Regions from separate parts of the Homo sapiens genome. Here all the other regions are linked to region 1. Evidence: chromatin loops called from intact Hi-C (ENCODE). Cell type or tissue: heart left ventricle. All regions are shown on one strand. Links, peaks and the distances in the headings refer to the core of each region. The heading gives the core; the rest is flanking DNA. Region 1 has its middle 17 kb from the start of JAM3. Region 2 overlaps IGSF9B (immunoglobulin superfamily member 9B). Region 3 overlaps JAM3 (junctional adhesion molecule 3).

What was found. Hi-C counts contacts between places; a loop is a spot of excess contacts. Peaks named below come from ENCODE experiments on the same cell type or tissue, not always from the same donor. Only the 100,000 strongest peaks of a DNase experiment are listed, where the experiment ranks them.
Region 2: a loop joins it to region 1, with 2.7 times the contacts of the local background. A loop is called at or near these places in 50 of 110 quality-filtered maps.
Region 3: a loop joins it to region 1, with 3.0 times the contacts of the local background. A loop is called at or near these places in 83 of 110 quality-filtered maps.

Annotation. Positions count from the first base shown.
Region 1 is chr11:134,047,113-134,057,238 of GRCh38, forward strand. No RefSeq gene overlaps it. Among named protein-coding and RNA genes, the nearest start is that of JAM3, 17 kb to the right of the region's middle. RefSeq lists enhancers at 1-552, 6,317-7,169. In heart left ventricle, for the core only: a CTCF peak has its summit at 3,547 (motif pointing right); a DNase peak (open chromatin) is centred at 3,569; H3K4me3 peaks cover 551 bases.
Region 2 is chr11:133,943,721-133,953,846 of GRCh38, forward strand. It overlaps IGSF9B (immunoglobulin superfamily member 9B), which reads right to left. Exons shown (of 20, transcript NM_001277285.4): 2 at 2,341-2,538; 3 at 500-646. Among named protein-coding and RNA genes, the nearest start is that of IGSF9B, 8.2 kb to the right of the region's middle. RefSeq lists enhancers at 1,289-2,017, 2,747-3,475, 3,751-3,980, 7,444-8,187, 8,188-8,931. In heart left ventricle, for the core only: a CTCF peak has its summit at 3,805 (motif pointing right); DNase peaks (open chromatin) are centred at 2,081, 2,871, 3,541 and 3,671; H3K4me3 peaks cover 3,103 bases; H3K27ac peaks cover 4,546 bases.
Region 3 is chr11:134,119,360-134,129,485 of GRCh38, forward strand. All of the region lies in intron 1 of JAM3 (junctional adhesion molecule 3), which reads left to right. It also overlaps the pseudogene PTP4A2P2. Among named protein-coding and RNA genes, the nearest start is that of SNORD153, 27 kb to the right of the region's middle. RefSeq lists enhancers at 5,180-5,718, 5,719-6,255. In heart left ventricle, for the core only: a CTCF peak has its summit at 5,666 (motif pointing right); a DNase peak (open chromatin) is centred at 5,732; H3K4me3 peaks cover 1,648 bases; H3K27ac peaks cover 2,033 bases.

The DNA of each region.
Region 1 (10,126 bases), core at 1,629-6,628:
TAGGCAAATTGGCTTCAATGTCAGAGACAGGAAACCCAGTATGCATCTCCCGGTGCCTGGAGAGCGAGGAGATAAGAGAGCAGAGATGGGCTGCCTCGGCCAGCAGCACCGGAGCAGGGACGGTAGCCAGGGAAGCAGGTCTTCTGCGGCTCCGGCTCAGGCACCAGAGTCCTGAGTGCTGGGGACCCTGGCTTGATTCTTACCCCCAGCGTGATGTGGGATAACAAAAGGAGGATGGAGCACCTCCGAGATGCACTGAGCCCTTCCCGAGGGCTTCTCTAAGACAACCCAAGTTCTTTCCTAGCGGGAATCAGACATCTACAGCAGGGACCCTTAGCCCCCAGATGCCACATCCTACATGTAGGGCCGGTCACTGCCCTGGCAGTTAGGAGGGGACGGGTGAGAGCTGCTGCCGAAAAGAGGAGCAGCCGTTCCAATGCCATCATACCTCTGCTTGTCCCCGTTACATAAAGCTCCAGCTGACTTGGCGTAATGACTAAGAAAACTTTCCAAACTTTCCGAAGACAGTTGGTGATCCTCTACCCTCCCGGTGACTGGTGAGAACTACCCCCACAGAGAGCCAGCAGAGAGGAAGGCTCCCAGCTCCGGGCCCTGACTCATCACACACACAAACACTCCCCAGCACTCTTTCCCAAAACAGTTCCCCTCCCACCCATCCACCCTCCTACCGGGGCTGGGTGACAAAAATGAACGCCCCAGAGATCTTGCCAAGTTCTGGGCCACGCTCAGCCCAGGGAACACGCAATTCCCCGTAGAATGGGAGGAGCAGGCCCCGCCCCCTCTGGAAGCAAACAATGTCCATTGGAAGGAAACGACCACCTGACTCTACAATGATCACTGTACTGTTTTCCAAATACCTTGGACCACTCTCCCCCAAGAAAGAGTTCAAAGCTCTATAATCATAAAATATTAGAGCTTAAGGCAATCTTAAAGGTCATCTGTAGCGCCTCTCCCCTTCCCTGCTTCCATGCATCTACACGTGGATTCATTTCTTTATCTATCTGTTCATCAGATAGCCACTCAGTTCCTACAGTTTGCCCATGTGCAACGCACGCACTGGAGGCCTCACAGACGCACTGTCTCCTCAAGGCGCTTGTCATCTAGTGGGTGAGAAAGCAAGTGACAAGGCGTTGGAATAAGTAGGACAGGCACTGTGGTAGGAAGAGTGCATGTTCTAGAAGCACCGAGAGGGCACGTCACCCCCACCTTGGGGTAGTGGGGGGAATTCATGGAGACTTACTGGGAGATATTATATATATCTATGTATATGTACATAATAAATATAAAAATGTATTATAAGTAAATATATAAAATATAAACAAAAATATAAAATATATAAATATATATTATATAAAATATACATATATATTTTTTGAGACAGAGTTGGGCTGGAGTGCAGTGGCACAATCTCGGCTCACTGCAACCTCTGCCTCCTGGATTCACGCAATTCTCATGCTTCAGCCTCCTCAGTAGCTGGGACTACAGGCACACACCACCACGCCCAGCTAATTTTTGTATTTTTAGTTGAGATGGGGTTTTGCTGTGTTGACCAGGTTGATCTCGAACTCCTGGCCTCAAGTGATCTGCCTGTCTCAGCCTCCCAAAGTGCTGGGATGACAGGCATGAGCCACTGTGCCCAGCCTGGGAAAAATTATATTTAAGTTGAGCTATAAAAAATAAGGAAATTCCTTTTCAATCAATAAGAGGTCTGCTCATCACTCAGTACGGCTAAAGCATAGTGTCAGGCACACTGCATGATGATGAATCGAATGTAGTGTCCACACATAGAGTTTAACGCCTAGTGAGGGACATACAGTAAAGGTACGCATGACTAGAATATTCTATGCTCCCAATAGAAAGAAAAATGTTCAGGGATGGCCATCCCAAGTGCCCTGACTTAATCATCACACATTATATACATGGATCAGAATATCACATGGTCCCCAAAATATCTACGATGTATGAAAAAACCAGAATATACCTCGAAGCACCAGATAATGCTCCTAAAAGAAGGATCTGTGGAGTCCCAGGGAGGGTTTCAGAGAGGATGAGGGAAGTTCCCAGCTGGAAAGACTTGCAAAAGCCCCATGGAAGAAATCTGAGTTCACCTTCAGGATGGCTAGGATTTAAAGGCACAGAGGGAGAAAGAAGGGCATTCTGAGCAAAAGCCATGCTACCAGCAAAGTGGAAGAACCAGTGCCGTCTGGGGGAAGAAGGATACACCAGTCTGACCGAGGCACACGACAGGCAGTCGGGGCAGACGCGGCGTGAACACAGGCAAAGTCTGAGGACGCTCTGAAATTGAAAGCCAGGCCCTGCAGTTTCTCAAGGTCACAGAGTGAGGAGAAGAGCAGGACTTCCGACGTGAACTGCAGTGCTCCTTCACAGATGACAGATGGCACTTTTCCCCTTGTGATGCTTTGGCCCCTCCCTGCTGGAGGAACCCTGTGGCTGACTCCTCCCCTCCCCAGGGGGTCTCTGGATGCAAAGCAAGGAGACCCCAGGCTAACAATCCAGGCTGTTCTACTCTGGCTTTTGCATTTTTTTTTTTGGATAAGTACGTGGCCAGGCAAGGTGGCTCACACTTGTAATCCCAGTACTTCCAGATGGGGAAGCAGGAAGATCGCTTGAGCCCAGAAGTTTGAGACCAGCCTAAGCAACATAGTGAGACCTCATCCCTACAAAAAATTTTAAAAATTAGCTGGAAGTGGTGGCACACACCTGTGGTCCCAGTTACTTGGGAGGCTGAGGAAGACGGATCGCATGTGCCCAGGAGTTCAGGCTGCAGTGGGCTGTGGTCGTGACACTGCACTCAGCCTGGGTGACAGAGCGAGATCCTGTCTCTAAAACACAATCAATCTATATTTTTAAAACTCTTTTGAAGAGGGCAGCAAAATCCACCCCACCAACTGAACTAGGGTCGCACCCTGGCTCCTAAGCAGCCCAGTGTGAAATATTTGGAACTCTTACGGCTGTTCTTTCTTCTTCCTCATCTCCACACAAATACACTAACCTACGGCTTTCAGTCTTAGCCCTTTATTGCTTTATGTACATGCCCGGCTCAGGGCTTACATCCATCTGGGTATCTCTGCTTAAGACTGCAAGTTCTTAAAATACCGGGATGCTGCCTGTAATCCCAGCACTTTGGGAGGCTGAGGCGAGAGGATCCCTTGAGGCCAGGAGTTCGAGACCAGCCTGTGCAACACAGAAGACACTATCTCTACAAAAAATTAAAAAATTAGCTAGGCATAGTGGCACATGCCTGTGGTCCCAGCTACTCCGGAGATTGAAGCAGGAGGATCACTTGAGTGAGGGAGGTGGAGGCTCCAGTGAGTCGTGATCGTGCCACTGCACTCCAGCCTGGACGACAGAGCGAGACCCTGCCCCCTCGCCAAAAAAAAAATACTGGGATGCTATACACAAAATTGCCTTGAAAACTTGAGCACGGAACACCAAACAGCTAAGCGTGCCGGTTTGGGGAGGGCGGGGGAGGAATAAGGAGCTGCAACGGTAAGAGGCCGCCACACGGTGGCGCAGTGAGGCTGGGAAACGGTGCACCCCGCGCAGGAGGGGGCACTCCCCGTCGCGGCCACCCGGGGTGGGCAGGAGGCGGCGCGGGCTGGCTGGTCTCTCCCGAGAAGGTTCTCTCCCGAGAAGGGTGCGTCTCAGGGCTTGTCAGTGGACCCCTGGAACATGGGGAAGACGCACAGACAAGGGTTTCGCTCTTTGCTCTCCTCTCTCCTTGTCAGACCTCTGTGACCAAGAGAGGCCCAGGGGCACCTGAAGGCCACCACGGTTGTATCCTGCTCTGAGAACCCATCCCTAGGTTGGGAGAGGGAGCAGCCGTGTGCAGGTGGAGATCCTAGCGACAGGAGGAAGTGCCTGCCTGCGTGCGTGCGTGCCTGCGTGCGTGCGTGCCTGCGTACGTGCGTGCGTGCGTGCGCACTTGTCCTTGAGGTGCAGAGACTGGTGAGCAGGGTCAAAGATGCTTTTTTTTCTTAGTCTAATGAGCTCTTGGAAACAAAGCTAATCTCTGGAGGGAAGACACACCCTGGACATTTGCTGCTGGCCTGGAATGGATGTTTTAAGAGCCCATCCTACGAGACGGTTGGAATGCTTTTTTTTCCTTTTTTTTTTTCTTTTTGGTAGAGACAAGGTCTCACTATTACCCAGGCTGGTCTTAAACTCCTGGACTCAAGCGATCCTCCCGTCTCAACTTTCCAAAGTGCTGGGATTACAGACAACAGCCGCCATGCCTGGAGGTTTGAATGCTTCTAAGAAGCACAGGACATTGATGATTACACATTGTATCCGTGTATCAAAATATCACATGTATCCCACATGATAATGTACAATTATCATGTATCGAGTAAAAAAATAAGCACAGGAGAGCTTCCTTTCTGTTCTTATCCAAAACCCTTCCTACACATAGACTGGGCACATCAAAAATGTTCCCACCACAGTCCATATTTGTTACTAAATATACACTCCTGGCCGGGCGCAGTGGCTGACGTGTGTAATCCCAACACTTTGGGAAGCCGAGGCAGCATAGTAGTTCAAGACTGGCCTGAGCAACATGGCAAAACCCCATCTCTACAAAAAATACCAAAAAAAAAAAAAATAATAGCCTGGGGTGATGGCATACACCTGTAGTCCCAACTACTCAGGAGGCTGAGGTGGAAGGATCACTTGAGCCCAGGAGGTCAGGGCTGCAGTGAGCCGAGATCACGCCACTGCTTTCCAGCCTGGGCGACAGAGTAAGACCCTGTCTCAAAAATAAAAAGGAGCCAGGCGCGGTGGCTCACGCCTGTAATCGCAGCACTTTGGGAGGCCGAAGCGGGCGGATCACCAGGTCAGGGGTTCAAGACCATCCTGGCTAACACAGTGAAACACTGTCTCTACTAAAAATACAAAAAAAATTAGACGGGCATGGTGATGGGTGCCTGTGGTCCCAGCTACTCGGGAGGCTGAGGCAGGAGAATGGCATGAACCCGGGAGCGGAGGTTGCAGTGAGCCGAGATCGCGCCACTGCACTCCAGCATGGGGGACAGAGCCAGACTCCATCTCTAAATAAATAAATAGTGGAAAAAAAATTCTACCAGTGTCCTTTCCAGACACTCCTGAACAGCTTTCTGCAAAATGCTGATCATAAGCACGTCTATGCACGTGTTACTGGAAAGGGGTCCCAATCCAGACGCCAAGAGAGGGTTCTTGGATCTCACTCAAGAGAGAATTCGGGGCACGTCCATAAAGTGAAAGCAAATTTATTAAGAAAGGAAAGGAATAAAAGAATGGTTACTCCATAGGTAGAGCAGCTCTGAGGGCTGCTGGTTGCCCATTTTTATGGTTATTTCTTAATGATATGCTAAACAAGAGGTAGATTATTCGTGCCTCCCCTTTTTAGACCATATAGGCTAACTTCCTGACGTTGCCATGGCATTTGTAAACTGTCATGGCGCTGCTGGGAGTGCAGCAGTGAGGACGACCAGAGGTCATTCTCTGCCATCTTGGTTTTGGTGGGTTTGGGCCGGCTTCTTTTCTGAAACCTGTTTTATCAGCAAGGTCTTTACGACCTGTATGTTGTGCCAACCTCTTATCTCATCCTGTGACTCAGAAAGCCTAACCCGTGGGAGTGCAGCCCAGCAGGTCTCAGTTTTTTCACCAAGGCCCCATTCAAGATGGAGTTGCTCTGGTTCAGATGCCTCTGACACACAGATGCCCACAGATCCATCTTCACCTCAGCAATGCCTCTCACACACACAGCCACTGCAACCCTGTGTGTCTCCTCCCGAGAGGGTCCCTCAGACACAGTCGTGTATTTCGCCACTCAGAAAGGCGGGTTCGCCTTCCTACCTATGCACACAGAGGCCAGGAGGACAGACACAGTGCGACACAGAGGCAGGAATAGCAGTTCCATGTGGGCTGGGGCCCCCGCTCCATTTGCCCCTGCGAGGGAGGTTTGTTTCCCGCCTGTGCGTGCTGTTCTGGGCTCAGCATGGAGACGGGGGCGGGGGGGGGGGGGTGGAGGAGGAGGGCGGAGAGCAGCTTCTCAGAGTCAGGCTCCTTCCCAGCTGCGAGGGCAAACAATTCCCAAGAAGAGGATTGGGAATTCTCTGTGAGGGCAGAAGAGTGTGAGGAGAACAGGCTCGGGCGGGGCAGGAAGGATTGCCTGAGAACGTTGAACTTGGCCTTCGCAGGGCAACCAAGAGTCAGAGTTTTCGTTGATGCCAGAAAGAGAAGTTAGGAGTGTGTGGGTCTGTGCGTGTGAAAAAAGGGAGGGAGAGGCAGGAAGGGGACAAGGACAGACATCGAGGTGGAAGTAAGCAATTGAGAACATGCACAGAGTCAGACTACGGGAGCAAAGGGGTAGAAATAAGGAATCTTTAACTTAGAAGCGGAAGATTGGGAAGAAGAATAAACAGCAAGAGGCAGGGGATCCAATCTGGGAAGCGTGCAGAGAGAAAGGGGCCCAGAGCAGAAAGCTTGCAGGTGGAAGGAAGGAGGACAGGCGGGCAGGAAGCCCCAGGCCTGTCCAGAGCCCCGCCACTGCAGGAAGGCACTGAAGGCCGGGAGGGCAGCTCAGCTCATCTGTTACTTACAAGCACAAGCTCCCCCCAATCCCGATTAGCAGGAATTACGTGGCATATGGCTAATCCTCCTGCCACAGTTATTAATACTTTCCAGACACTGCCGAGGGAACCAGGCAGCCTCCTTAGGCCCAAGGCTTCCCCCAGCCTGGCAGGGCCGGCCACCCATGCCTGCTGCAGGGGTGCTGTGGCCCAGAGGAGGGGAGGGGAGTGGCTGGAAAGCTTTCTCTAAGTCCTTCAGGCGACTCTGAATCCTCTGGAAGCACATGCCACAAGCTCTTCCTTTTTCCAAAATCCATGTGTATGTTGTTTGGTTTAAATAGTCACAGAAAACTTGTGATAGAAGGAGAATATATGATATCATTCCCATTAAAAACTGCCAGGCACAGTGGCTCACGCCTGTCATCCCAGCACTTTGGGAGGCGGGTGGATCACCTGAGGTCAGGAGTTTGAGACCAGCCTGGCCAACATGGTGAAACCCTATCTCTACTAAAAATACAAAATTAGTCGGCTGTGGTGGCACGTGCCTGTAGTTCCAGCTACTTGGGAGGCTGAAGCAGGAGAATCGCTTGAACCCCGGAGGTGGAGTTTGCAGTGAGCCGAGATTGCACCATTGCACTCCAGCCTGGGCGACAAGGGAGAAACTCCATCTCAAAAAAAAAAACTTAGGAAGCTGGGAGTGGTGGCGTGCGTTTGTACTCCCACCTACTTGGGAGGCTGAGATGGGAGGATTGCTTGGGCCCGGGAGTTTGAGACCAGCCTGGACAACACAGTGAGACCTCGTCTTTATAAAAAATTTTTTAATTAGCCAGGCATTGTGGCACACAGCTGTAGTCTCAGCTATGAAGAGGCTGAGGTAGGAGAATTGCTTGAGCCCAGGAGGTTGAGGCTGCAGTGAGCCATCACTGTGCCACTGCACCCCAGCCTAAGTGACAAAGCGAGACCCTGTCTCAAAACAAACAAAAACAAACAAACAACAACAACCAGGAAAACAAATCCAAGAGAAGGGAAAGGATTTAATCAAGGACTTCTACTCAATAGCAAAGTCTGGCTGTCCTCATTTCCAGCCTAGCGGATGGAAACTGGAAGCTAACTTGCTGCTCCTGGCTTAGGGAGACATAAAAAGATAAACAGGGGAAGGGGAAGAGAGCAAGAAGGGGAGATGAACTTCTGATAGTGGCTAGTGTGCAGCCAGGTGTCCAGCGAGCACTTAGTGAGTGCTTTGTAATTGATGACTTGCCGGGCTTTGTCTTAGGTGAGGTGCAAAGTCGACCCTGAGATGGTTTGTGAGGAACAAATTGCTCCCGTGGGAAGTAACAGAGGAGTGCAGGGGGCAGGGGGGAAGGGAAAGAAGCCAAACAAGAGGGCCATTTCAGACCCGTCCCAGCCTCAGCCGACCCTGCGGGGGAGCTCTGGGGACAATTACTCCTCAGTTTGTCCCAACTGGAAGCAAGGTAGCTGTGTTTCCGTAGATATTGCAAGGGGGCAGAAATTGCCAGGCATTTGCAGTTCCCTGAGCATGATGGAGAGGTGGCTCTGGTACCCCCAGGCAGTCCTCTGAAGAGACCTGTGGGTGCAGGTCTTTAGAATCAAAGGAAACGGGCTGGGCGCGGTGGCTCACACCTGTAATCTCAGCACTTTGGGAGGCCGAGGTGGGTGGATCACCTGAGGTCAGGAGTTTGCGAACAGCCTGGTCAACATGGTGAAACCCTGTCTCTACTAAAAACACAAAAATTAGCCGGGCATGGTGGTGCACGCCTGTAATCCCAGCACTTTGGGAGGCTGAGGCAGGTGGATCACAAGGTCAGGAGTTCGAGACCAGCCTGGCCAACATGTTGAAAACTCGTCTCTACAAAAATACAAAAATTAGCTGGGCATTGTGGCGAGCACCTGTAATCTCAGCTACTCAGGAGGTTGAGGCAGGAGAATGGCATGAACCCGGGAGGCAGAGCTTGCAGCGAGCCAAGATGGCACTATTGCACTCCAGCCTGGGCCACAGAGGGAGACTCTGTATCAAAAAAAAAAAAAAAAAAAGGGAACAGAAGAGACAGCGCCCCAGCAGGGTCTGCTACAAACATAAAGCAAGTGCTCTCAGACCCTCTCTACTCTACTGACAGGTCATCAACTTCGATTTGTAAAATGTTTCTCCCCTTTAGGCGTTCACAGTCCTCGATTTGTAAAATGTTTCCCTGCTTTAGGAGTTCACAGTCCAGCAGCGAGACAGTGGCATGCTATACCCCTGTGTTCATATAGAATGTGCACAGTGATAGGTGCTAGTTCAGCGATAGAACACAGAACAAGTCATTGAATTCTGGCCGGGTGGGTCAGGGGAGTATAAAGTTGGATGGGACTTGCTCTGTGCCACGCCCTCCCCTGTTAGAAAGCCTTCCATGGCTGGGCGCAGTGGCTCACGCCTGTAATCCCAGCACTTTGGGAGGCCGAGGCGGGCGGATCACCTGAGGTCGGGAGTTCGAGACCATCTTGGTCAACATGGTGAAACTCCGTCTCTACTAACATACAAAAAATTAGCCGGGCGTGGTGGCACATGCCTGTAGTCCCAGCTACTCAGGAGGCTGAAGCAGGAGAATCGCGTGAACCCAGGAGGCGGAGGTTGCAGTGAACTGAGATCGCGCCATTGCACTCCAGCCTGGCAACAGAGCAAGACTCTGTCTCAAAAAAAAAAAAGAAAAGAAAAAGAAAAAAGAAAGGCTTCCATTACGCTCCATCACCCATGTAAAACATTCAAAATAACTTAGCCTAAATATCAAGGCCCCATGCTAGATACCCATCCACCTACTATACGATCTGGAAGTCATATATTTCATTTCTATCCTTTTAAGAATTACCCTTAAGCGTTTAAAATATACCCTTAATTTAAAATATACCCTTTAATTTTGAAAGTTTAAATCTAATTAACCTTTACTGACCTTTCAGTACTCTGAATTTCTTCTAACCCTAGTTGTTCATGTTATCATTGTCTAGTATTTTAGTTTTTTTAACCCTCACAGATAGGTTATTACTATTATTGTCTTGTAGAGTCTATATTGACTTACATATGTTCACCTGCTTCCTACATGTTTTGCTGATCGTTGCTCTTTTATCCCCTTGCTTCCTCTGGGTACAGATTTGCTTTTTTTAAACTTAAGCTTTTCTTTTAAATCATTCATTAGTATTTCTTTCAACAAGTAAAGAGGTGACAAACTCTCTCAAATTTTTTTCCCTTTACTCTTGAATCATCACTTAGCTGATACAGAAACCTGGACTGACTTCTTTTTCACCTTAGCACTTTGAAGCAATTATTTCATTTTGTTCCAGCTTCTATTGTTGTTTCCCAGTGAATAGCCATCTTTTGACTGTCACTAACCTTGAGACTTTTCTTAGTCTTTGAGTTCTGTCTTTCACTGTGTTATGTCTAGCAAAGACCCATGCGGCTAGGTGTGACAAAACAAAATGAGATATCTCTTTATCCTGGGGTATCCTATTTAGAATAGCTTCTTCAAACTAAGAACTCGTGTCTT
Region 2 (10,126 bases), core at 1,834-6,833, 100 kb before region 1:
ATCATCAGCTGCAGAGCTGGATACACACTACACCCTTGGTACATACTAATCAAACGAATACAGTTAAAGAGAACCAAAACATCGATCTAAAAAGAAAGACTAACTCTGGGACCCCAGGAACTCCACCAGAATTGGGGTAGCAGGGTCTTCCCAAGGCTGGGAAATAATCCCAGCGGTGACCCATTTTGCCACCTTAAAGCCTCAGCCCTCCTGGTTTGAAGTAGCAGCTTCCCATGTCCCTCTAAGGACTCTGACAGCACCACACATGCAGGGAGCTGCCGCTCCTGGGCACCTGCACTGCCTGCACAGGCTTCGAGAAGACAGCAGCGGGGACACTGCAGGAGTGAGCTGATGTCTCATGGGACCACAGCAACAAGGAGGGGGGCAGGGGGTGAGATGCAGTTGGGAGAAGGGCTTCCCCTGGGGCAGGCCCACCCCGGAAACAGCCCTCAGGCACCGTTGATGGTGAGGTGGACCCACCCTGGAAGCCGTCACTCACCGTTGATGGTGAGGTGGACCCAGCTGCCATTGTGGAAGGTGTCATACTGCTGGTCCAGCATGAGCACTTTGCACTCATACCAGCCCTGGTCCTCAGAGCGAACTTGTTCCAGCCGCAGAGATGCCTTATCATGAAGACTGGCCCGGCCTGGGGGAATAGAGCAGACAAAAGCCCCACAGGCCATCAGGTAAGGACAGCAGCTCCCCGCCCCCTGCCCCAGCTAAAGACAGGGGACTCATCATAATCTTCATACCATTCCCTATGGCAGGGCTCCAGAATAACAGCTGGCACCCACCTCCAGCAGCAGGTGGCAAAGGAAAGGGCATAGCACCTTGGCCACAGAGCCACTCTCCCGCCCCAGCTGGCCCTGCCCCAGCCTGCAAGGCAACTCAATGCACTTGGCATTGAGAGCAGCCTCAGTTCCCTAGAATACTCTCATTCTTTTGGAGGTCTCCTGAGACAAAAGTAAGGCATGATGGATACAGAGCTGTGAAGAGATGAAAGAGAGAATGAAAAAGTGCCAACAGAAGAGGATGGGTGGGGGGTCTCCAGCGCACCCGGGAGCACCTCCATTCAGGCTGAGCAATATCCCTATCCCAGCAGCATTTCCAGGACTACTGGCTCACCCAGCTTCCCTCTCTAGGGCAGAGGGAAGGCAGGCTGGGGTCCAGGATGCTAGGGTCCCCTCCCAGTCCTGCTGTCAGTGCCAGAGAGACTATGTATCCTACCAAAGCCCAGTGACCCCAGGAGATGAGGGCAGCAGGGCCCAGAAGCCTGAGAACAAGGAATGGGTTGGCCATCAGAGCAAACATCCTGGAGGCACCCTTCCTCAGCTCTAATCCCCTGCCCCAGTAGGATGCCATCTGTGTCTCACATGTGGCAATGAGGAGGCCAGAGGTGCAGAAGCCTCTTCCATGACGCCAGCAGGGTGGAGCAGCCCTCGAGGTCGGCCCACCTCACCCGCTCTTAGCTCACCCCTCACCGCAGCCAATATCACCACACCTCTGCTCTCCTCCTCGTCCTGATGCTGGCAATCTGCCTAAAAACTAGACTCTCAAAGCCAACCCTGGCCAAAAAGAGAGCATGAGACATGGGCACAGGAGCGAAAGAGGGACAGAGACGGAAGCATTCTGAGAAAGGCAGGGCAGACCTCAGAAGCCACCAGCAAAGATGAAAGTGAAGGCAGTGCCCTGCCTGCTTCCTCCCTTCCTTTCAACCCCAACAACGCTCGCTCAATGACACGCACACGCACGCACACACACACCCACGCCCTCCTCTCCCGCGGGCTGGGGGGCAGGCAGCGGCAGTGAGTCACGAGGCCTTTGCTGGCAGGAGTAACTGCCAAACAGGACACAGACGGGGCCAGGAGAAGGAGAGGACAGCATGACAAGGAGGCAGACACCAGGCACCTGCAAACGGTGGGAGGCCAAAGATTCATCCATACACTCAGGACGGGAAGGCGCCCCGACTTCAGAGCCAAGAGGAAAGGGGTGGGTGCGGCCAAGCAGGGAGAGCCGTGCTGGCCCAGGGCTGCCTGACTCAGTCTGCTGTCCTCTCCATCCCACTCTCCCACCCAGGCCTCTCCAGCTTCCCCTTTGGCTCCCAGCCCTCTCCACAGCCCAGGCGGTGCTGTTCAGAAGGCTTTACCCTGCCCCACCTCCACAGCCCTCTCCTCCCACCGCTTGATTAGAACCAACAGAGGACAAAGGATGGGAGGAACCAGGCAGAGACTGGGAAACAGAGATAAAGAGTGGTCAGGACAAGGCAGGGGCCAGAGGGGAACCACCGAGGAGCTGACTCCAGCTGGGGAAGGTGCGGGAGACCGGGTGCCCAGACCTTACCTGCATACTCAGGGTCCACGTGCGGCGGGTAGTAGCCAAACTTGATGAAGATAGGGATGGGGACCCCGAACTTGAACCACTCTACGACATAGGGTGGGGGCTGTCCCGTCACTGGGTGGATCACGTCGCATCGCAGGACCACGCTCTCCCCAGCTCTTGCCGTCACAAACTCGGGCTCCTCTCGCAGGCCGTGGGCGCCTGATGGGGACGGCCAGGTTGGACACAGAAAGGAGGTGACAAAGAGATCCTGCCCCAGCAGCCCCATGTCCGTGTCACAGGGTCACCCCGCCCCCCACCAGCTGCCCTCCATGGGCCACCGTACCCTCCCAGGAGGGTCCCAGGCACACCCTCCATCCCTCTCCCCCTCGCTGCTCATACCTCCCTCTGTCCTGGGGCCCCCAGGCATCCACAACTTGGGGGAAAGGAAGGGAGAGGAAAAGAGAGGGAAGCCATTCTCTTCAGCCCTACACGCCAGCTCTTCCCTCCCCAGTCTCAAAGAGCCGCAGGCGTCATCCAGCCCCACCCCCTGCTGGCATCCTGCCCCAAGAATTACAAGGAGTCCAGGACATGGAGGTGAGGGGCCCGGCCCCCTCTGGAGGCCCACGGCACTGCCCAGTTGTGGCCGCTCGTGCACAGGGAACATTCTTTCTGCTCCAGGACGCCTGCCACTACAGCCTGGTGGGAAATGACAGAGCCAGCCTTCCTCCTCCACCCCACCCCCAGCTCAGCCCGATGTGCATGGCACAAAACAAGGGTACTCCATGCAGGAGCAGGGAAATCCCTAACAAGCTCAGCCGAGGCTGCTCGTGGCAACACCAGAGGGAAACCCCGCAGGCTGAGCCGGCCTCTCCAGCCCCTCCTCCCAGCACAGTTCTGCCAGCCCTGCCGCAGAGGGGGGAGTGGGAGGGGCCCAAGCCCCAGACATCACCATTAGGAGAGCAGGATGCTGGCGACAGAGGAGGGAGATCCCAGGGCTGTCCCCACGTTGGGCAGAGGAAAACGAAATCAGACGGTGGGATAGGGAACACCCACCCTGGCTGGCAGCAGAGAGGGCGAGCAAGGCAGCAGGCGGGAGGACCACCCCTGCCTCCACCCCACCACAAGCTAGAGGACGCCGCAGAGAGGAAGAGCCACGCACCCCAAGCGCCGCAGCACCACTCCTGGGCCCAAAGAAGGCATGCAGCCCTCCTCCCACGCCAGGCTCCACTGCCAGGCAGGGCCAGGGAGGCCACAAGGTCACCTTGTCCAGTAACGTCCCAGGGAAAAGAACAGCTGAGGGGAAGCCTCACCCCCTTCATTCCCTGGTACTACCCCCTACTGCCAGTTGACCACAGCTTTCCCCAGCCCCAGACCCTTCTGGTCCCAGGCCGGGCACCCGACTCTCCAGGGCAGCACCTAGGACAGCAGCTGCAGTACCGAAGCGGCAGCTTAAAGACAGAGAGCCAGCTGGGGACTCCCGCAGGGGAGGATGCCCAGAGGAGGGCAGCACCAGCCCCTGCCATTCCCCATTCCGGTGCCTCGGTCTGACTCTCTCTGCATCTCGGACCCCTGTGTGCACCTCGCTGTCTCTTATCCCTTCATGTCTGTGTCTGGCCACCTCTCTGTGTCTGTGCACGCACACACACATGCTGGGCTCCTCTGTGTTTGTTCTCTCTCTCTCTCTCTCTCTCTCTCTCTCTCGCATCTCTGGATCTCTGTTTGTCTGTCTTACTGGTTCCTCTGTGTGTCTGTCTGTCTGTCTCTCTCTAGCTCCTTCTCTGGATCTCTGTTTGTCTGTCTGCCTTGCTGGCTCCTCTGTCTGCCTGTCTGTCTGCCTATCTGTCCTGCGGGCTCCATTTCTGCATGTGTCTGTCCGTCCATCTCTCTCTGGCTCCTGCTCCTTCACCATGTCTTTCTGTGTCTCCCTCTGTCTCTTTCTCTCTAGCTCTTGCTCTGTGTGGGTGACTGTGTCTACCTGCCTATCTCTCTCCCTGTTTCTGTCTACCAGCATGTGTGCGTGTGTGTGTGTGTGTGTGTGTGTGTGTGTGTGTCTGTGTGTGTTTCGGTTGGCTCATGCAAGGGGAGGGGTTCTGCCTGCTTCTCTGTATGCAAGGGCTCCGTCTCTGCATGTATGTACTTCTGTGTCTGTGGCTCTCCGTGTCTGTCTGTATGTCATCTCTGTGTGTCTTGTTCTCCCCCTCCCCCTCCCCTGCAAGTTGCGGAAGAGGGAGGAGGCAAGCCCTTCCAGAAGCTGATTGGCTCCCGGTGACATCACAGTTTTCTAGAGAAAGAGCTAAGATCACAGAGTATTTTTGGAGCAGAGCAGAGCATTGCACTCACCTGCCTGAGGCCCCAGCATGCTTCCCAATTTCCCCCACCCCCAACCTTGCTTCAGGCTAAGTTTGCAACCCAGCCCCTCAGGGAAAGCAGGGAGAGTGCCCAGCTGCAGCCTCACCTCCCCCACAGCCCCAGGGGCCCTCAGCAGGAGAGGCTGCCTCCCAGCAGCCAGGATCACAAAGGCGGATGCTGGACCAAGAGGAATGGGTGAATAATGGGTGCCATGAGTTTGCAGAGAAGCTGTGTGTGTGTGTGTGTGTGTGTGTGTGTGTGTGTGTGTGTGTGTGTCTACAGCACACACCTGTGAGGAGATAAGAAACTACAAGAGCCTAGGGGAAGAGGAGGGAGTTATTCCCAGGTGCCAGGTTACCTGGAGGAGGGCAGAGTGGGCAACAGAAGGTGGTTCCTTCCCAGGGCTTTGGCCCAGGCAGGAGGAACAGAGGCCTAGGGGGACAGCAGGCACCTCCAACAGTGGAGTTTGCTCTGGTGAGCTGGCTTCCAGGTGGAGGGCTCTAGCGGGCAACGCCAGGAGGTGGGTTGGCTTTGACGTGGGTTCCCGCTGTGAGGCTGCTCATTTGCACCGAGCCAGCCTCATTTTCACTGCACAGCAACGAGGCAGGCTCTTCAAATCTTCCCCAGCGCTGGGATTCCACCCCAGCCCCAGCCAGCCCCTGGGCTAAGCGCTGAGCACCCAACCCAAGGCCTACCTCCAAGGCAGGCCGTCCCCTCCCAGCATCTCTTCCCAAAGACCCTTTCAACCAGGGAGAGGCAGCTGCAGAGAGGACACATCCCAAAGAGGATAAGCAAGACAAAATGAGAGGGAGCTTCCCCAGAATAAAGCAGTGGTGTGGGCGCCCATGTCCTGGCCTCCACCCTCGCTCCAAGCCCTCTTGCTTTTCTGGATCCTAGAATATTTATTGGTTTTCTGTCATCTCCTTCACACACACATGCGCACGCACACACACACGCACGGCATATTCTCTCACTCCATCACCCACAAGCACTTCTCCCTAAGCCTGATCATTTCTGAGCCAAAGTATGTCTAATAACACACTCTCTCCAGAAAAGCTCAATATGAAAAAAAGTAATCAGGCTAGCAGTAAAGAGGGAAGATGGAGGATAGATAGAGAAACCCAAATACAGGGGGAAACCAAACCCACATCCAGGAGCAAAAGAGGTGCAAAGTGGAGAGCAAAGAGGAGAGCAGAGGAGGGGCCAGGTGTGGAGCCCAGCCCTGGGAGGGTGAGTTCAGGCCAGCTGGACACAGACACACCTGTGTGTGTCTGTGTTCTGTCAGAACACCCCAGAGCCTGGGTGGGGGCAGATGGAGACTGGAAGGGGGAGGGGCTGGCTCCTGAAGGGAGTGGGGAGGAAGGGGAGGAAGAGAGGAAGGGGAGGGTGGAGTGTGCTGAGCCCCTCTCCATCACAGCAGCTCAGAGGGGCCAGGCTCCCCCCTCAAAGGGGGAAAACCAGCATTGTCAGGAGTGGGCACAGGGAAAGGCACCATAGGTCTCACTCTCTTTAGAGAAGGCCAGAAATAGCGGTGCCCAGAACCTAGTAAATCTGTATCTTGGGGGTGTGTCCAGCTCCCTTTGGAGCAGTTATGGCGGGGAAGAGAAAGTAGGAGGGCAAGGAAAGATAAGGCAGCCCCCAGAGGTCTGGCTGACCTTTTGGGAAGCCCACAGGGTACAAATCTCCTGCTCTCTGGGCCAGGTGGTACCCAGTGGGTGGCTGAGTCCAGGGCTGCCGTTGGACCCCTGTGCAGAACCATGAGGCATCCAGGGCCTGGCACAGCCCATGTCTAGCACTCACAACCCGGAGCTCCTCCGCCGGGGAAGGGCTGGGGAAGGAGGGTGCCTGAAAGCAGGACTGCTCTGAATACGGAGGAAGGTGTGCAGGGCAAGGTGTGAGGAGCAGGGCCGGGCGAGCATCAGCTGGCATGCAAGCCTCGCGTGCTGTGAATGCCTGCTGCACCCTAGGCTCTGTGCTGGGAACGCAGGGAATCTCAGTCCCTGCCCACAATGGCCTCCTGACACACGCACCGCTGTCTCCCATTGAAAAATGAGCAAACGGGGAGTTGCGCCGCTCACCCAAAGTTACTAGGTTCCAGCTGTGCCCGATGCACGGATGGTGTCCCTATCCTTCTCAGAAAGCAGGTGGGGCAGAGGTCATCCTGGCCCAACCCAGGCGCCGGGATCAAGGCCTTTCACCCACTGAGCCTCACTTTTCCCTTTCTTAGGGCCTGAGCCAGAGGTCGGCAACTCCAACCCCACACTGGGGACAGGTTTTGCCAGCCCAGACCCTGAAGCCTAGGACCATAGGGTGGGCCTGTCTCAGAAGGCGGCCGGGTGGGCTCTGACCAGCTCTGAGGAGCCTGGCCTTCTGCCTGAGACTCTGAGACCCCTAGCTGGGTCTGGCTGGTGGCTGGGGAAGCGGGGAACGGAGTGAGCACCAGCATCCGTTGCTCATTAGTACAAGTCCTTATTGCAGCCTCCTCCTCCTCCTCCTCCTCCTCCTCTGGGCACCAGACTTCCAAACCACAGGCCTGTTGTCTAATAATACCAGCGACAGCCACCGCCACCTCCATCTGCCAGCCTAAAAATAATCCCTGCTGAGTCCAAAAAAGGCACAGCCCCCAATAGTCCCCCAACCCCTCCTCCCTGACAAGCCAGGAGGCTCCAGGAGATTCCAGGAAGCCGGCAGACCCGGGGCTCTCACAAAGTGGGAGGCACACGCCCAGAGGAAGGCAGGAGGAAGGCGGGACCCAAAGCACAGCGAACACCCAGAAAGGACGAGGCGGCGGGGGAGAGACCTGGTCCAAAACGCCGACGGTGTCCTGTTCTCCCTGCAGGAAGGCAGACGGGTACGGGTTGTTCTGGACAGCCTTCTGCCTGCGGGAAAGCCCCCACACCCAACCCGACAGCACCTCAGAGCATTTCCACCCTTCAGTGATCTCCCCTTCATGCCCTCACAGCCCTCCCGGCCCCCACGCGCCACCAAACCTCTCAGGTTCGGAAGCCACGGGTCAGGGAGCCCCAGCCGCTCCTTAAGGAGAGAGAGGCACTGGGGAGGTGCAAGCTCAGCAGGCTCCTTCCTTCTGCGGGGGCCGCTCCGGCCCTGAGCCTTCTCGGCTGGGCTCCCCCAGCAGCTGTGAGGCCGGGATGCTATTAGCAACCTTAATTTGCTCTCGGCTAGATTGTATTTCCAAGAGTCCTTTCCCCAGGAGCCACTGGCAGGAAGGAAGTCAGTAATTCAATCTCTGCTCCACTCCTTTAATGGCTCCTCAGCAGAGGCAAAGCCACACCCCCACTGCCCCTCTCCCCACCTGGGCAGAGGCCTGCCCGGCACTCACAGGGCCCAGGTGCACGCGCCCCTGCAGCCGGCAGGCCGCCTGGCCAACTGAGGGCACCGTGGGCTCGGCCCCCAGGAGGCTGGGCTCCGTGGTAAGATGCCAGATAGAGGCAGTAAGTCCGTGGGAAGCCGAAGTCCCATGTTTACTCCCCGGGCAACATCAACATTCCTACTCCAAAGCCAGAAAATGAAGACAGTGACTCACCTCGTACAGTCTGTGCCTGTGTGCAAGTCACAGGCCCCCGCTCCATCTCGGGGGCACACACGACCAGGAGGGAGGCAAGGGGCCACAGAGGACAGAAAGCCAGGCTGAGCGGGACCTTCTCAGAAAGGACAGTCAGGCCGGCTGAGACTCCTCCCAGCTCTGGCGCACTCGGACTCTTTCTCCAGAGCCCTCTTGGAGGCCCCATCTCCTGCTTATTCACGCAAGAGAGAACAGAAAAGCAGGAAGATTCCCAAGAAAAATAGGTCAGCTGCCTCCAGCAGACTGGGCTCACACCCATGGGCAGCGCCTTTTGGGGAATGGGCATAAGCTGCCTATCCAACCCCAGAGTCCTCTGGAGTGAGCAACTGAGACACAGCCACACCCTCAGGGAGACAGAGAGGCCCTGGGCTGGGGCCTGCCACTCTGGTAACCTCTGTGCTGCCTAGACTGCAGCACCAAGGGCACCGTGGCAGAGTGGGAGGGGATATGAAGGCAAGAAGTTGGCTCCAAGGGTCTCTCTGCTCTCAGGGCTGCAGCACGGAGAGGAGTGGCCCCCACCTCGTGTCTGCACACTAACTTCCCCACCCTGCCACTCCACGCACGTGCACACAAACACACAGGCACTCAAGCACTTGTGGGCAGGCACACATACAGATTTCACATGTATGTGCACACAGGCATACATGCATGTGCATGCACACGTATGGGCACATGTGCACACACATACAGGTGTGCACACATATGCAATGCACATACATGCCAGCATGCATACACACAGGGGCACATATATGCACACATGCAGGGGCACACACATATGTACACATATAGGAACATGTGTGTATGCGCACACACATGTGCACATGTATGCATGTGCACACACACACACTTCTGGACAGCTGGAAGCTCTCAGCAGTTGCAGCTCTTTGACCATTCAGATCCACTCTTCACACAAGCTGCTTCACCTCTTCTAGGAAGCAGGTGGAAGGGGACCGCTCCCTAAGTACTCTGCACCCCAACCTGAGAAGGCCACAGGATGTGGAGAAGAGAGCTACCTTAAATCTCAGGCCCAGCCCTCTTTGGAGCTTATCTCCCACCCCCACATCTTGAAGCACCCAGCAGGGCTGAGGAAGAGAGGGCCAAGGAAGAAGACACAGCCAGCACCCTGGCTGGGGAGAAGGCAAAGGTACAGGAGGTTGGAGTGAGGGCCAGAGTGATGCTGGGGCTCAGAATCTTCCAGCGAGGCAGCCTCTGCTCCTCTGTAACCAGATTCCAGCCTTCTGTCTCAGAGCCATAAACACGAAACCACTCAAGGTCTATCTAGGACCCTGCAACTCCAGGACCAGCACATGCAGGGCCACAGGCCCGCGGCTGAAAGCTGATTGCCCTCTGCCCCTCAGCCAAGCCCTTCTCACATCCCCGTCTCCCCAGCTTCCCACAGGGCACAGGCTGCCAGACACACTCCTGTCCCCAGCATGTGTGTGCTGAGGATACACACACACATCCATCCAGCCACTGACCACTTCCTGAGTGAAGTCCTTCTCAGCCGATAGGCTCACCACGGGGTCTTGATAGCAACCTCTGAGTCCAAACCTCCACCCTCCCATCTTCATTACCAAAAGGAAGCATAGGTCAAGGCCAGGTAGAAAGTAGAGGGCAATGGCCCAACTACCAGCAGGATCTGAGTCAGAACCTCACTGTATTTGGGGACACTGTAGTCAGGGATAATGTAACGACAGAATCTGTGGCAGACAGAGGAGGCAGCCGTGGGAGTAAAGTCTGGGACTTTCCTCCCCTATCCAAGGTCCACAATCAGCTAAGCACGGCCCAGGGTCCTCCCACAGAGTAGGAACTCCCCCGGGCTGGCTCAGCAGCCGTCTGAGATACTGAGTGCACACCAATCACTGTCTTCCAGGT
Region 3 (10,126 bases), core at 3,410-8,409, 74 kb after region 1:
ACTCAGCTTTTAGGATCGCCACTGGAAGAGCTTTTCATATAATGTCTATACAGTGAAATGACTTAAGATTTTTCTTTTAAGAAGTGCCATTGCCAGAGTATTAGTGTTTAGGATTCTCCAGAGAAACAGAACTATTAGGAGATAGAGAGATAGAGATGTATTATAAGGAATTGACTCACACGATTAAGAAAGCTGGTGAGTTCAGAATCTGCAGTATGGGCTAGCAGGCTGGAGACCCAGGAGAGTCGACGATGCCAGTGAAGTCTGCAGGGCAGTCTGCTGGAGGAGTTTCCTCTTGGAGAGGAGGCCAGTCTTTGTGTTTTATTTAAATGATCAGGTGAGGCCCGCCCTCATTATGGAGGGCAGTCTGCTTTACTGAAAGTTCACAAATTTAAATGTTAATCTCATCTTAAAAACCCTCCAAGTTGACACATAAAATTAACCCTCACAGCTAGGTTTATTTGGAATTCCATGATACTTGGTTGGGTCTTTTTGTACTTTCATTTTCAATGGTCTGTTTTGTATATAACCATTTAGTTAAGCCAGGTCACAAAATATAACCAGGACTTCAGCTGGCTGTGCTCTTGTCAGAACCCATATTTGATCGATTTACTATATACTTTGCTGTGTGTATGGGTGAGTGGGTCTGTAAAATGCTGATATGTGTTCTTTATCCACCCCCACCTCCCACCCCCCATTTTCTCTTAAATTCCTTAAAAAATTGGTGAAGGAACTAAGACATTGCTGCAAAGATGCTATTTTATGGGATATATTCTTCTCTAGGGTAGACTCTGCGAAGCAGCTGTACAGCAGCGGTCTGCTGTGAAGGGTAAACATGTAGCCTTTCTCCACTAGAAAGCCTGCGCTGCCGTTGTATGTTTAGGCTTGAGCCTCAGCGGCTAGTGCAGCCTCGCAGTAATGCATGCTGACGTGAGTCCTGGTCAAGGAAAAATGTCTTTTGAGCAAGAGACAAACTGGACAGAATGCCAGCAAGCTAAATATAACTCCTTAGAGAGCCAGACATGCATAAACTAGTTCTTAGTGAGCAACACATCAGATTCAGAGTGGAAACATTTTCTAAAAGAACTTCTTTTCCTTCTTGGCTTACTGTAATGAGTATAAACCCAAATTAATTTAATTTTTCGTGGAAAGCTAAGACAACCATTGATTTTTCTCTCAGCATCTCTGCAGTTAAATGTTAGTAGCCATTGTTAATGTTGGAAGCCTCCCGTCTCCCAGTGCCCCAGCATTCTGTTCATGAGTCAACAAGTCTGCTCTGCTATTCCGATGAGTTTCACTACCACAAGGAAAGAGGACGGGGAGTTTGCACATTCAAACCTTGACGAATCTGGGAGTTCAGTTTTTCATGGACCCTCACTCTGCTTCAGGATGCTCACGCCATTATGTGAAAACTCTTAGCAAAATCCATCAAAATGAGCCAGGCTCTATGGAATCAGGAAATTTGTGGGCTGAGACTAACATTACCTCAATATCTGTTATGGCTTAAATGTATTGTTTTAATAATATTTTATGTTAGTTCTTTTTGCCTGAAGCTGTAGAAGCATTTTATAGCCAGTAACTCTTCAGAATAGTACAGGAAAGCAGGCGTCATCCTCATGCTCAACAATAGAGCTGTGTTTCTGTGCACCAACCGCAGATGCTGGGTCTGGCCCCCACAGAAGGAGTGCCTCAGTAGGGCATCCCAAATGGGGCTGTGCATAGCGTCACTCCAGAGGCTGGGGACAGTGCAGATCCAGACCTTTCCCAGCCTGTTGAGTTAGAACTGGGGGACTGTGCTCCAGGGCGTGAGGAGGTGGGTTGGGAAATGGTATTTTAAACAAGCGAAGTGATTGTCATATAACTTGTCTGGCATCAGATCCGCAGACTCTGGCAGAGTTTCCGGAAGGTCTCTCAAAACTGAAATAAGAAACTGCAGTTGTTGTCCACAGCTGCTAAAATTGTTCCAAATTAGGAAAGGGAAGGGGAAACAGAACACAGTAGTTCCAGAGAAGAATCTGAGGAGCCGTGTGAGCTAGGAAGGCCATTGTGAGCAGAAGCGAGTCAGTATTTCCTCATTTCCTCTCCTGCCTTATCATTCCCATCTGCCAGCTCCCTCCTTTTTTTTTTTGAGCATGTAAAACATGTTTTGTTGTTCTTTAAAAGGGTTCAGGGTTTGGTTTTAAATCAGGCTGCACACCTTTCAAATCATTCTGACATCTCTCTATGTCAAACTGGCTTCAGCTAGCAATACTTCATTAAATCCAAAAGAAAAAGATTCCTTTAATTTTAAGGAAAAAAATCCAGTTTTGAGAACAATTAACATTAGTCTTTAATTTAAAAGAAAATGAGGGCTAATGTTTCATGTTGCTTTATACATCCTTCTCCTCAATACAGAACCAGGAATGTAATTTTCCTAACTTGGGCAGGCACTGATACTGATGGACACTGCGTGCATGTGTGCGCACACACACACACACACACACACACACACACCCTCCTCCCAAACAAAATTCAGAGTGTGTCAAAGGGAAAAGGTTTGTCATGGTATTGATCAAAACACTTGGAGTCAACACTGTCTACCTTAGCTTAGCACGTGTGCTGTTTTGATCTTGAGTCTATATTAATGGAATCTGTTGTTGTGTTTTGAAATGGAGAATTTTGGATATACCATTATTTTTTTACTTTTAAGTCCCAGAAACAATTTCAGAAAGCATTATTTTGTTTTGTTTTCTGGGATGGGAGAAGAGAGAATCTACAGATTTGTATTTAGTTAAAAATCAAAACTCCAGCAATAGGAAATAGGCAGTTCACATAGCCGGCCAACATTTGAGGTATCATCAGTGTGAGACAAGGTCCCGGTCTGTTCCTACTGGCCTAGCTGACGCTAACAAAATGGGAGGCTTATGGCTCTGCACAGCAAATTCCAGCAAGATAAGATGACTTTAAGCCTGTATTCAGAGCCTTAGAAGCAGGGCACTACTGAGAATGTAATATTTAGAGGTAAAAATAGTGCAAGAGCCCCTGATGGTACCCCTCTACCTGCTTTGTCCATGCAGCCTGATCGTAACTGCCTTCCACAAAGGATCAGAAAAACACCTCTTCTGGATCAGTCCACTAAACCCAGCCAAGAATCTGCAGAAATGCTGCTACACCGCTTCACCAGCAACACAGTCCCTGCGCTACTCACTGCGTTGCCCAACGTTGCTTTTCTACCCTGTTATGGCCTGTGGACACATACTCACTAGGCATCATCGCTGGTTTTAAACCAGGGATATTTTTTAATCTCAAAAGAACCTAGTAATAACAAGGCAATCAATGGTTAAACTGAACTTTACATATAGGGGGCAGTTTGGAAAACACCACAAGCATTTCTCAAGTCGAAAATATGTGAATTCGCTGCTATTTCTTTGACCGTTTCTGAACATTCACAGTACAAGTCCTAAAATAAAAATTTTAAGCTACCAGCATTCTCTGATACTAGACAGAAAATCAGAGTAACGCTACAGCCCACAATTGTACAGGGTGTAGAAAGTAGGCCCACTGCCTGGACATCTTTGTTGATGGCCTGGAGTCCTCCCTTTTAGAAGACAAGTTTCTGGGATATCCACTTAGTTTCACTGGTTAGGGAAGAGAAGAATTCAACTCTCAGCTAACTTCTTTGAGAAGAGACTCCTCTTAAAATGCCATTTCCCCACTAATTTATCAAAATAAAACAAAAGGCTCTTGGCTACTTTGTCTAGTATTAGATAGGGTTTTGAGGAAAAGAAGCTAACATGAACACCCTTTCATCAGTAAAGACTAAAAACCACCTGGATCATATAATATATCTATATGTCACTGCTTTTATTTATTTAGTTATTTGTTTGTTTATTTATTTAAAAGTGCCCAGGTGGGCTTAAGGCTGCCAGACTGCACGTACATCTACGGCAACAAGGGCTTCTATTCCATCTACAACTTGCATCAGGGGAAAAAGGGACATGTAGGAGAGGAAGGAAAAAAGGAGAAAAATACACCACCACCCCCCCCCCCCCAAAAAAGGGAAAAAGATCCCACCACAGGGAGATCTATGTGCCAAGCATAATGAAGAGTGTGCTCCCCAGACAGATGGTTCTGCACAGGCTAATGTTCTGCTGGTTTTCCTTAGAGACCTATTTTGAAAAAGTTTAAAAAGACAGATTTCAAAATAATTCAATCCTGGCAGAAATTCAAACTCCAAAACTAGGAGCAAAATCATCCTTCACTGAATTAATTCCTTTTCTCTTTCTCTTTTCTTAAACATTTTATTCATTTTATAGAGAGATTTCTTTTTTGTTTGCTTTTGTTCCAATCATGAGGAGAGTGGTTGAGGAGTAGTGAATCCATCACTACTTTGATGACACAGGTAAGATTCCAGATTCACATTTCCAGGTACCAAGGGTTCCCTCTAAATGCCACAATCAAGTGAGCCTTCATTTACATTTCTTTCTACTGAACACAGCAGTGCCCGTTGGTATCTCTGAAGCGTAATCACATCTTAGGTCAGTATTTCTCCAAGTAAAGCAGCTGTTTGGAATTGAAGGCCCCCCTTCTTTTTTGTGTTATAAACTGAACTGCATCTTCGTACTTCATTCCATATTCAATCAAAGCAAGTGCAACCAGCACAGGTGCCCTTCCCAATCCCGCAACACAAGGCACTGCAACACAGCCACCTGGCTCTTCACAGAATTTGGTTTATAACAGGTTTAACCAATCATCTACTATCTGATTAGGGGGTGGAGCTCCATCATCAAATGGCCAATCTAGAAGGTGGATTCCTTCTTTTTCAACTGGAGCTTTATCATACGTAGCATCACAAACTCGAACCAAAGTCATCACTCCATACTTCTTAAGTTCCTCTGGGAACTCGTTGAGAGTAGCACTGGTAGGGTTGTGAGTTACAAGAAAACGCATGTTCTCACAGGAAATCTCCACAGGGGCTGGACGGTTCATTATGGCAAATGAAAAATGTGAGTGTGCGTGTGAGTGTGATGGGAAAAGTGAAAGAAATCAATAAATCAAAATGTTTCACAGCAGAAAACATTAAAAAGACCACTAAAATGCCTATTATCAATCAGTGTTTTCTCTATTCAACTTGTTTATTCCTTATGAAGCTTCTGTCTTCAAGATAAGCAAAGTATTTAGAATCCACTTGAATCCAAATTCAACTTGGGCCTCAATTTCTGCAGATGGATACCTTCGGACTCCAAAAAAATCCAACTACATAAGCAGCCTTTACTACATTTAGGCACTAGTGAGGCAAGTTAAAAGTGTAGGTCGCTTTCCACTTGTTTCCTTGATGCCTAATTTTACTGGAGTCATTAAAAGAAATATGCTTGCAATTAAAAAAAAAAGCCAGCTATTTCTGAGGCCGGTCGGTGTGTCCAGGAGTGTTCAAGGCAGTGTTAATTATGGCACATAGAACCTCTAAGCTTGTCAGCGAAAACGCTGTGCTGAGCCCGGCAGAAGTCTGCCCTCACACTCAGAATCGCCGTAAATGTGCAACGTATATTCCAACGAAAAACGCTGGCGAGCGGGGACCGGGCATTGAAGTCCGGCGGTGGCAGGAGCGAGGAGGCGCCCCTCTCCTCAGTTACCTCTGCGGCAGCGGCGACGACACCCCCCAGCCTCAGCGCGCGACACCCGCCCGGTGGCGGCGGCGCGTCTCCACGAGTCTGTCTTGCTGCTGCTCCTGCAGCCGCCGCTGCCCTGTGGTGTCGCCTCCCGAGGTGCACGGCCGCCGCCACTGCTGCTCCAGCCGCTCCCGGACGGACAACGGCTACAGCCCGGCCGATCGTGCCGCCGCCACCGCCGCTGCACGGGCAGCCAAAAGCAGCTCCCGCCCCCTCTTCTCTCTCTCAACTTAGTTCCACATCTTCCCTGGAAGGAAGAGATGGCTGTGTTGAAGATGACGGTGCCAGCTGCACATCATGTCAGAGGCTTTTTTTAGGTCGCTTCCCTTGCAGACTCATCCAAGATAGGGTTTTACTCAAACAATGGGATCTCCTTTTAGGCTTCAAGGTCTGATTCATGTTTTCCTTTTCGTACAGATCCTCTTCCCACTTTATTTGTTGCTTTCTTTTTTAGTTCTGGATAGATTTTAATATTGTATTTCTTCTTATAAGATTATACAATAAAGCAAGAAGTAGGGAGTAAGAGGCAAAACTCCCAGCTTCTGGTTTTTACTTTGTACTTGTAGCCATTGACCTCGCTAGCATCCGATCCCCTGTCTGGGACATGAGTGTAGTCATCTTTCCATCGATGGATGCTGGGAAGCTGAATCGGTGTTGAGAACGTGCTGTGAGACGCAGCACAGAATGTGAGCCCCGACAATACTCAGGAGAATGTACAGCTCGTTCAAGTCCCAGCAGCACTGTGTGCTCATCCTGTAGCTCCTTCCTGCTTTGCTAATTATCAAAATGTTGGTAGGAGAAAGCACAGTGTCTGCTTTGTTTTTTCTCTACATTAGACATCAGTCCTACAAGCTGGTTGACAGGCCTCTTCAGAAAAAGCACCCCGATGGGTTCATTTTCCTCTTCAGCAGAATAGTCAACTGATCTACAGGAAGCAGCGTACCTTCACACTTGCTCTATGTCAAAATCATGCTCTTTGTGAAACTAAAGGTCTCACTTTCCTCTGTCCTTCTCTCTCTGCACACTGCTGATTGGCTGGCTCCTCATATGTGAAAATTCGTGTTCTGTATAGCTGGTAGGTTTTCCTGCGACATCCCTTCCCTGTCCCACCCTTGTCTTCCCAGGAAAAGCATAGATTTTCCTTGTGGACAACTGTCCATAAAGGTAGAATGCTAGTAATACTTGAGCCTAGAAATTACTTAACCAGATGACAGTAAAACTTAGAAATTGATCCCAAGGTCCTCTGGCTCTCTACCCTGCATTTGCTTTGCTGAGGCTCTCTAAACAAATGAGGAAAAGGCTGTTGTTCAGAGGTGGTGACTCATATGCAGATGGATGGCCACAGTGCGCTCCATCCCTGCCATCTCTCTTTGTCATCCTCTGTCTTGCCCATGCTGCAGTGCCTTGCAGATTTGTTTATATGCATGACTTTGTCATCTGTTGCTGAGAGCTGAGGAAAACCTCCTGACTGGTAAGTGCCTGTGCTGTTTATCTTAGGGCAACCCACATTTCTACATGCTTTAAAGCAGGCTTCAGAACTGGGTTACTTTTTATACAGAAGTGCATGTTGCCTGAGCCTCTTTATTAGTGTGGTTCAAACATGAGCACACAGATATGGGAGGGATTTTGCTGAGGACTGTGAGTTGGAGATGATTCAGGAAGTCTATGACAGAGCTAGGATAGCAAAGTCAGTTTCCTGGTCAGGTCTTCCTGTGTAGAAAACTGTGCTAGATACCACTGTGCATGGCAAGGGGCATGAATCTGGAAGTAAAACTGTCTTCTGTCTAAACTCTGAATCCTAATTTTGTCTCCACTCTAAATCCCACTGATTATTAGCTGTTTAATACCTAGTTCTGGCCTTAAGGATAATAATAACTTCTCCTTCTCTGTCATTGTGACAGATAAACTGGCACTGATGCATTGTAGGATAGCTTTGCCTTTGGGCCATCTTAGTGTCACTTAGCATTTGAGAAATAAGTGGCTAGATTATAGAGAAGGAATTATCAAACTATTATCTCTTGCCACATTTCTGGTCAAGCATGCACACAATAAAAACAAAACACCAAAGCGTGTAGTTAATCTCTTGCATGAAGTCATAGGAAGAAGAAGAATTGTAGGCATCAGAATGTAATAGAAAGAGTGTTAGACATGGAGTTTAAGAATACAGCTTGAAGTGCTGGCTCCATCACTTGGCTGTGGACTATAGGCAAGCCACTTGGCCACATCATCGGTTGTAAATTGGAAATGATACCACTTGCTCTGACTGTCTTGAAGAGTGACCCTAAGGAATTAATCTGAATCATTTTCACTTCCTTCCCTACTTCTGGAACTATGATGTCTGATGGCCCTGGTTTCAAGAATAAGAACTAATGCCATTGTAGTGAGTCATTTTAAAACTTGATGCCTTTTGGCCGGGCGTGGTGGCTCACACCTGTAATCCCAGCACTTTGGGAGGCCAAGGCAGGTGGATCATATGAGGTAAGGAGTTTGAGACCAGCCTGGCCAACATGGTGAAACCCCGTTTCTATTAAAAATACAAAAAATTAGCCGGACGTGGTGGCACATGTCTGTAGTCCCAGCTACTCTGGAGGCTCAGGCAGGAGGATCACTTGAGCCCCGGAGGTGGAGGTTGCAATGAGCTGAGATTATGCCACTGCATTGCAGTCTGAGCGACAGAGTGAGACTCGATTTCAAAACAAAATAAAACTTGATGCCTTTGAAAATAAATACAGAATTAGTTTAATATATTTCTAACAAGTAGGCACAACAGAGAATGGAGTGACAACCGCTGCTCCTAGAATCACATTAAGAAAGGCATAGAAGAGAGGAAACAGAAGAGAGTAAGTGAGGCTGGTCAGTATTCAGGGGACCTCTCCATCATCACCTGTGCACTCTCTGGGCTCTTCTTACTCCTCTCTGCACTGGATGTCCAGACAGACATGCCTTTCTTGTTGGGAACCAAGTGCCTCTAAGAAAGCACATATTGACCCCCACTATGAATCAAACAGTGGTTTTTTTGTTTATAAAAGTGAAATCAGTCTTTGGGGTGTTGCTTACAGTTTAAAAAAAAAAGGAAAAGAAAGAAAAAAGAAAGGTTTTCCTCTTGGGCTTTTTAGCCTTGGCCTGAAACTGAGCTGATATATTGTTATTATCACTTGAGAACACAACAGCCTGAGGTCCAGTCGTCTCCTTAATGTAGCTGGGGATGCCATTCCATGTGGTTTTAGAAATCCTTTGTTATTTCTGCTCACCTGCAGAGACAGCCCTCCTGGGAGTGGACCCCAGAGTCTGTATCATCAGAACTCACCTCTCTCTGAGCTGGGATTAAATGTCATTGAACAAAATACTTAACAGCCTTTGTCAACTGTGAATTCAAGCATATTTTGGTACTCAAAAATTTAGAATTTCTGTATTTGGTATAAAGTCAGATGATATGGTTTGGCGGTGTGTTCCACCCAAATCTCATCTCAAATTGTAATCTCCATGTGTCAAGGAGGGGGCCCTGGTGGACGTGATTGGATTATGGAGTTGGCTTCCCCCCATGCTGTTCTCATGATTGTGAGTTCTCATGAGATCTGATGGTTTAAAAGTGTGTGGCAGTTCCCCCCTTATTCGCTCACTCGTGTGCATGTGTGCTCTGTCTCTCTCCTCCTTTCCCCTGCTGCTTTGTGAAGAAGGTGCCTGCTTCCCCTATGCCTTCCACCATGATTGTAAGTTTCCTGAGGCCTCAGCCATGTGGAACTGTGAGTCAATTAAACCTTTTTTCTTAATAAATCACCCAGTCTCTGGTAGTTCTTTATAGTGTGAAAATGGACTAATATATTGGAAAATACTATTTTTACATTTTTTGTATCTTTCTCTTGCTCTGTATTCATTTCCATTCCCCTCTGTATTAGTTTACTAGGAGTTGCCTAACAAAATACCATAAAGAGGTGGCTTGAACAGCAAAAATGTATTTTCACATAGTACTGCAGGCTGGGAAGTCCAAAATCAAGGTGCTGGCAGGGTTGGTTTCTCCTGAGACCTCTCCTTGGCCAGTAGGTGACTGCCTTCTTGCTGTGTCCTCATATTATCTTTCCCCTGTGCAGGCACATCCCTGGTATCTCTTCAAGTTCTTTTTTTTTTTTTTTTTGACAGAGTCTCGCTCTGTTGCCCAGGTTGGAGTGCAGTGGCGTGATCTCGGCTCACTGCAAGCTCCACCCAGGTTCACGCCATTCTCCTGCCTCAGCCTCCCAAGTAGATGGGACTATAGGCACCCGCCACCATGCCTGGCTAATTTTTTGTATTTTTAGTAGAGATGGGGTTTCACAGTGTTAGCCAGGATGGTCTCAATCTCCTGACCTTGTTATCTGCCCACCTCGGCCTCTGAAAGTGCTGGGATTACAGGCGTGAGCTACTGTGCCCAGCCTCTTTTCAAGTTCTTATAAGGACACTAGTCATATTGGATTAAGTCCACACCCTTATGACCTTCTTTAACA